Regions from separate parts of the Homo sapiens genome. Here region 1 is linked to region 2. A link is an interaction called in ENCODE POLR2A ChIA-PET data of the cell type or tissue named here. Cell type or tissue: OCI-LY7. All regions are shown on one strand.

Region 1 (4,000 bases), 350 kb before region 2:
GCTGCTGCACTCCAGCCTGGGTGACAAGAGCGAGACTCTGTCTCAACAAAAAAAAAAAAAAAAGAAAAAGTCAGTGTATCAGAAACAGCAGATACCACTGAGTGTAGAACTGAACCATCAAGAGTTGGACATATGCTTGGATTTGTATATAAAATTGAGTCTTATAAAGAGACTATGCCCAAACATATTAATACACATTTCCAAGTCTATTATCATAAAATGTTTGTCATTTTATATATTAAAATACTTTCCCATGTTTCTATACATTTAAACAATAAAATTTCAAAATTCAGAAATTATTTCACTTTAATACAATATCTACATCACTACTTTAAAACTTCCTCAGGATTTGTATGTGGTGTAAAATATACTTTATACTCTGACAAACCTAATAAACTTGAATGATGTGCTTAGTTATATATGAAAATTGTTTTATAAACAAGTGAAAGATTACTACATTTTGACATTATATAATCTCGAAGTACTTGGTAAAGTATTAGATTATAATAAATCAATTTTTTAGTGCTAATTCATGAAATTCTACTAATATAGAGTAAAATGAGCATAAGATAATAATAAAATATCTTTACTGGAAATCAAGATTGTAAACTAATTTAGAAGTATGATCTTACTTCTGTGAGTATCTTGTGAATGTATTTTAGCCTTTCCTTGGTGGGTAGCAGCAATGTGCATCTTTTAAACAGTAGACCTAAGAAAGTAAAGAGACATAAGAAAAAATGACAACAATACAATTAAGAACATCAATAGAGCACAGAATAATGTTTCCTGAAAGTCAAGTATGGTATATCACAGTGGACTATGAGTTGATATGATTTCTAAGAGAAAGTTTGGGAGGAAGGGTGCAAAACACTTTCCATTTATGGTATTTACCAAGTGACTCTGATGCTCATCTAAGAGGCCTTGGCATAAAATCTTGCAAAAAATTGTTAAATTGCTACTATAGGACACATGGAAAAATACATAGAGTATAAAAGATACAATAAGACAAAGACACACTAGAGAAATTTTATTTTGTCTTTATTCCACAGAAAACAGATTTCAATATCTCTTGAAATTAACCTCATGTCCACAAAGGAATATGTTTTAAGAGTTGTTAATCTAAAACATGGAAAGAATGAGAAAACTGATTTTTCTTTTTTTTTTTTTTTTTTGAGACAAGGTCTTACTCTGTCGCCCAGGCTGAAGTGCAGTGGCATGCCATCATGGCTCACTGCAGTCTCGACCTTGTGGGCTCCAGTGATCCTCGTGTGTGCCACCAAGCCCAGCTAATTTTATTTTATTTTTCTTGATACAGAGTCTCGTTCTGTTGCCAGGATGAAGTGCAGTGGCGTGATCTCCGCTCACTGCAACCTCCACCTCCCAGGTTCAAGTGATTCTCCTGCCTCAGCCTCCCGAGTAGCTGGGACTACAAGTGCACACCACCACGCCCAGCTAATTTATGTATTTTTAGTGACGAGGTTTCACCATGTTGGCCAGGATGGTCTCGATCTCTTGACCTCATGATCCGCCTGCCTCGGCCTCCCAAAGTTCTGGGATTACAGGTGTGAACCACCATGCCCGGCCCAAGCCCAGCCAATTTTTAAAAAACATTTTTTTTGTAGAGACAGGGTCTTGCTTTGTTGCCCAGGCTGGTCTCGAATTCCTGGGCTCAAGTAATCCTTCCACCTTGACCTCCCAAAGCACTGGGAATAAATTGCGTTGGGCCGAGAAAACAGGTTGTGTATCCCTCTCTCCAAATACAAAAATTTAAGTCATAAGTACTTAAAATTTCAGAAGCTAGATTTTTTTTTTCCCCACAGAAAGTATCCAGTTAGGATGAAATATCCATCTCTTCCTTCTAAGATATCCTTTTATGGGACTTGCATGTTAAGAATGTATAAGATTTTGTGTACAGATACTTTAAAAAGAAAAAAAAAAAAACTCCTCAATTTCTCAGTGAGATGTGTAACTTGAGCTACAGTGACAGGAAGTGTATGATTTGTTTCCTCTAACTTTAAACGTTCTATTTTCCTAAAATGGCCATACATTGTTAACATTCCTATGAGGGCAAATGTCCTCAAACTAAAAATAAGATATATGGTAGGAAAATACATACCTGAACCTTATGACTTTTTTCAGCTTTCATCTTCTATTTACTTTTTTACATATTATAATTACTTTATATAATTCTGAAGAATCTACAGGAGTCTAACTTATTTTTAGAAGTTGCTATGTTTGAGTAACACATGAACAGAATTGTTTTAAACAAAAACCCTCTTTATTTTTGTATATAAAAAGACATTTTTCATACTTGACAACTAAGGGAAAAAAAAGACATTTTTCAGTGTTTGGTTTTTAAGCTGAGTTCTTTCCCTTCATACATTGGTATCCAGTTTCACAGCATATAATAACTAAGGAATTCCAGGCATTAATTCTTAGAATTCTACTCCTGGGCACAATTGATCCTCCTGCCTCAGCCTCCTGAGTATCTGGGACTACAGGCATGTGTGACTGCATCCAGCCTTATTTTGGTATGCTGACTGCCTAATATAAAACTCCTATTTTTAAGGATTACAACTTACCATAAAACCCAATACTGGCTGTTTAAAAAAAAAAAACAACCACAGGTGCTCTGCTATACCCTTTAGAGACTAACTTTTTTAAAGTTCTTCCCTAAATAGAGTCAGATGTAATGTTCTTTCCACATTGGCCATCTGCTCTGTTTTATGTGAAGAAACAAATTAAAATTTATAATTGGCCGAGTACGGTGGCTCACTCCTGTAATCCCAGCACTTTGAGAGGCTGAGGAGGGCAGATCACTTGAGGACAGGAGTTCGAGACCAGCCTGGCCAACATAGTGAAACCCTGTCTCTACTAATACAAAAATTAGTTAGACATGGTGGTGCATGCCTGTAATCCCAGTTACTGGAGATGCTGAGGCATGAGAATCGCTTGAACCCAGGAGGCAGAGGTTGCAGTGAGCCGAGGCTGTGCCATTGCACTCCAGTCTGGGCAACAGAGTGAGACTCTGCCTCAAAAAAAAAAAAAAAAAAAAAAAAGAAAATTATTCTTCAAAGCATTGTGTGTGTGTGTGTGTGTGTGTGTGTGTGTGTATGAATATGAGACAGGGTCTCACTCTGTTGCCAAGGCCGGAGTGCATTTTCACAATTGACTCACTTCAGCCTCAACCTCTGCGGCTCAAGTAACCCTCCCACCTCAGCATCCTGAGTAGCTGGGACAACAGGTTTTGTCCTCTAATTTGTTTCCTCTAACTTTAAACATTCTATTTTCCTAAAATGGCAATACACTGTTAACATTCCTATGAGGGCAAATGTCCTCAAACTAAAAATAAGATATATGGTAGGAAAATATATGCCTGAACCTCATGATTTTTTTCAGCTTTCAGCTGGGCCGCCATGCCCAGATAATTTTTTAATTTTTTGTATAAATGGGGATCTCCCTATGTTACCCAGGCTGGTCTTGAACTCCTGGGCTCAAGCGATCCTCCCACCTCAGCTTTCCAAAGTGCTGGGATTACAGGCATGAGCCACTGCGCCCGGCCCAAAGCACAGCATTCTGAAAATCTTATTTTAATGTCTGAAAATAAGGCTGGATGCAGTCACACATGCCTGTAGTTTCAGATACTCAGGAGGCTGAGGCAGGAGGATCGATTGTGCCCAGGAGTACGGGCCAGCCTGGGCAACACTGCAAGATCCCATCTCAAAAAAAAAAATAGTGAAAACAATAATAGATCAGGTAAGAATGACGATATGAGAAAATGGTAAGTATATCAAACATTTACTTAAAGAATTAGTCATAAACCAAGTGTTTGCATCAAAATTAAATAGAAAGTTGAAATCCTTACATGAATAAAACCATTTAAAAAAGCAATTAAGATCAATACATATTTGTACTTTTTACTGAATTATACATATAATTGTCTTAGTGTTTTTGTTAGTTTAAGCAATTGAGACTTGATCAGGGAGAAAAATTTCTTTCA
Region 2 (4,000 bases):
TCCACTACCACGCCCGGGTAATTTTTGTGTTTTTAGTAGAGATGGGGTTTCACCGTGTTGGGCAGGCTGGTCTCAAACTCCTGATGTCAGGTTATCCGCCCTGTCTCAGCCTCCCAAAGTGCTGGGATTACAGGCGTGAGCCACCACACCCAGCCCCTGCTGGGAAGGATCTTAATGAAGTATTTTACAGTTATGAAGAAAAAAAGATAATTTAATAAAGCCTAAAAAACAGCAATGAAAAATGTTAAATGTCTAGAAAAAAAAACCCAGAAACAAAATATAAATTAAAAAAAGTTAGATCTCTACATATTTCATTCTAATTTAATAAATTACAAGACTCCTTTAACACAGCAATGTTAGAAAATATTTACTGTCTAGAATTTTTCTCAGCCTTATAGAAGGCAAATAAGTATTTATTTTGAAGTAGACCAATAAGTTATTTGCTGAAAGCCTGATAAACCACACCATAAGCTACCTGTGCAAATAGTTCAGGGAATCCTGGAAATAAAAGTGAATGGGAGATCAGGCAAGGTGGCTCATGCCTATAATCCCACCTCTTTGGGAGGCTGAAGTGGAAAGACTGCTAGAGGCCAGGAGTTCAAGACCAGCCTGGGCAACACAGTGAGGCTCCCTATTTTAAAAAAGAAAAGAAAAAACATAGCTTTGGCTAGGCATGATGGCTAAAACCTGTAATTCCACCATTTTGGGATGTGAGGGCAGGAGGATAACTTGAGGCCAAGAGTTTGAGAACAGCCTGGAAAATACAGTGAGACCCTGTCTCTACAAAAATTTTAAAAATTAAGCCGGGAACAGTGGCTCACGACTGTAATCCCAGCATTTTGGGAGGCTGAGGTGGGTGGGTCATCTGAGGTCAGGAGTTCGAGACCAGCCTGACAAACATGGTGAAACCCCGTTTCTACTAAAAATACAAAATTAGCCAGGCGTGGTGGTGGGGGCGCTTGTAATCCCAGCTACTCGGGAGGCTGAGACAGAAGAATCGCTTGAACCTGGGAGGTGGAGGTTGCAGTGAGCCGAGATGGTGCCATTGTACTCCAGCCTGGGAGACAAGAGTGAGACTGTGTCTCAAAAAACAAACAAACAAAAAAAAACAAAGTAGCCAGGCATGCTGGTATATGCCTGTAGTTCCAGCTACTTGGGAAGCTGATGTAGGAGGATCTATTGTGTTCAGTTTGAGGCTGCAGTAAGCTACAATCACAGCACTGTACTCCAGCCTGGGTGATAGAGTGAGTTCTTTTTTTTTTTTTTAAGACGGAGTTTTGCTCTGTCGCCCAGGCTGGAGTGCAGTGGCACCATCTCGGCTCACTGCAACCTCAGCCTCTTGGGGTCACGTGATTCGCCTGTCTCAGCCTTCCGAGTAGCTGGGATTACAGGCATCCCACCACCACACGCCAGGCTTTAAAACAAGTTTTAAATTTTGATGTAATCCACTTTATCTATTTTTTCTTTCATTTCCTGAACTTTTGGTGTCAAATCCAAGAAATCACTGCTAAACTCAATGTCATGAAGTTTTTCTCCTGTTTTCTTCCAAAGATTTTATAATTTTAGTTCTTAGATATAGGTCTTTGCAAGACCATTTATTGAAAAGACTGTACTTTTCCCCACTGAATGGTCCTGGCATTTTTGACAAAAATCATTTGACCATATATGTGAAGGTTTATTTCTGAGCTCTCTATTCTATTCCATTGGTCTATGTCTGCTTTATGCCAGTATCACACTATTTTAAATATTTTCAGTTTTGAAGCAGAAAGTGCTTTTGGTGATTGAAATATTTGCATGATGTCAGAAAAACTATTAATAGCAACTGAACTGGTTTCAAGAATCTTCCCTTAGGTTTTCTTACACATTTACTTCCTCTAACAGATTTCTGATATTTTGATTTTTCTCCAACTGTAGAGGCCCATGTAAGGGACTGTTTAAAACTGATAATAAATTAAATAAGCTGGGAGGGTTAAGCAAGGAGCAACACGGAAAGCAAATATAACTGATCTATATCCTGCAATCTCAGCAAGACACCAGCAAGGGACAGGAAAATCCCTGAATAAAAGCCCAGAGACCAATTATAGTGAATAATGTCTAGAGAATCTGCCTTCTCTAAGGAGAACCGGATAGGTGGATACAAAAGGGGGAAACATCTAGTTAAAATGATGAGCAGTATCTGAAGCTGTGGTTATAATTTTTCAGCTTGCCTGAAAGGAAAGAAAAACATTCTGATTTGGAGGGTGGTGAGTTTCATTCAAAAAACATTTTTACCACCTGCTATCTACGGGCACTGTTTTAAGTCCCTACTGTTGAGTAACTCACGGCATAGGGGCTGGAGGTAGATAAAAAATAAGTAAAATATATGAGAAAATTTCAATTAGTGATGAGTACTATAAAAAACATAAAGCTGAGTAATGTGATAGAAGGGTGGTCAAGGAAAGCCTCCCCTAGGAGTAGGTATTTGATTTAAGATCTAAATGATCAAAGGAAACAGATTGCCAAGATCTGGGGAGAAGAGCATTCCAGTAGACGAAATAGTGGGTGTATGACAAACGAATGTTTGAAGATCAGAATAGACAGTGAAGCTGGACTGCAGCAGCAGCACAACCCTATACTGAGTTCTTAATTATGTACCAGGTATCATTCTAAGTGTGTAAATTTACATACTAATCCAATGACTCCTTAAAACAATTCTATAAGATAGGTACTATTAGCATTCCCATCTTATAGATGAGGATATTGAACAAACTTCTGTTAGTCAAGGGCCAGAATATGTTAAAAAAAAGACTGGGCGCAGTGGCTCACACCTGTAATCCCCAGCACTTTGGGAGGCCGAGGCGGGTGGATCACCTGAGGTCAGGATTCCAAGACTAGCCTGGCCAACATGGTGAAACTCTGTCTCTACTAATAATACAAAAACTAGCTGGGTGTGGTGGCAAGTGCCTGTAATCCTAGCTACTTGGGAGGCTGAGGCAGGAGAATCGCTACAACTTGGGAGGCAGAGGTTGCAGTAAGCTGAGATGGCTCCACTGCACTCCAACCTGGGCAACAGAGCAAGACATCATTTCAAAAAAAAAAAAAAAAAAATTTAAAAGACTTTGTGGACATAGTAAATGATTTCAACTGTATTCTAAGTCTAGGGGAAGCCAGGCCAGGCATGGTGGCTCACACCTATATATAATCCTAGCACTCTGGGAGGCCAAGGCAGGTGGAGGATCACTTGCGGCCAAAAGTTTGATCTTTTTTTTTTTTTTTCCTAAAGACAGGGTTTTGCCATGTTGCCCAGGCTGGTCTCGAGCTCCTGGGCTCAGGTGATCTACCCACCTTGGCCTCCCAAAGTGCGGGCATTACAGGCGTGTGTCACCACACCTGGCCCATGGCCAGGAGTTTGAGGCCAGTATGGGCAACACAGTGAGACCCCGACTCTGTAAAAATGAAAAAATTTAGCTGAGGATTGTGGTGCACGCCTGTAGTCCTAGCTATCCAGGGGGCTAAGGAAAGAGGATCACTTGAGCTCAGGAGTAAGTGGCTGTAGGGAACTGTGATCACCCCACTATGCTTTGGCCTGGGCAACAGAGCCAGACTGTCTCTTAAAAAAAGAAAAAAAAATAGGTTTCTATTAGAATGGTGGGAAATAAAAAATCAAAAAAATTTTTAATACAATAATTTTTTTTTTTTTTGAGACGGAGTCTTGCTCTGTCACCCAGGCTGGAGTGCAGTGGCACAATCTTGGTTCCCTGCAAGCTCCCCCTCCCAGATTCATGCCATTCTCCTGCCTCAGCCTCCTGAGTAGCTGGCACTACAGGCGCCGAACCACCACGCCCGGCTAATTTTTTGTATTTTCAGTAGAGACGGGGTTTCACTGTGTTAATCAGGATGGTCTCAATCTCCTGGCTTCCTGATCCACCCGCCTCAGCCTCCCAAAGTGCTGGGATTACAGGAGTGAGCCACCGCACCTGGCCTACAATAAAAAATTTTTTAAAAGGTAGAGAGGAATACA

What was found. ChIA-PET counts read pairs that join two places held together with the same protein. Peaks named below come from ENCODE experiments on the same cell type or tissue, not always from the same donor. Only the 100,000 strongest peaks of a DNase experiment are listed, where the experiment ranks them.
Region 1: POLR2A ChIA-PET joins it to region 2 with 5 read pairs; 1 of 35 experiments calls an interaction of 5 or more read pairs at or near these places.

What each region holds. Positions count from the first base shown.
Region 1 is chr17:38,956,545-38,960,544 of GRCh38, forward strand. It overlaps FBXO47 (F-box protein 47), which reads right to left. Exons shown (of 11, transcript NM_001008777.3): 4 at 633-709. Among named protein-coding and RNA genes, the nearest start is that of FBXO47, 8.9 kb to the right of the region's middle. In OCI-LY7, no CTCF peak of the experiment used is centred here; no DNase peak of the experiment used is centred here; H3K27ac peaks cover 516 bases.
Region 2 is chr17:39,304,903-39,308,902 of GRCh38, forward strand. All of the region lies in intron 2 of FBXL20 (F-box and leucine rich repeat protein 20), which reads right to left. Among named protein-coding and RNA genes, the nearest start is that of MIR548BC, 9.5 kb to the left of the region's middle. In OCI-LY7, no CTCF peak of the experiment used is centred here; a DNase peak (open chromatin) is centred at 1,819; H3K4me3 peaks cover 1,192 bases; H3K27ac peaks cover 1,404 bases.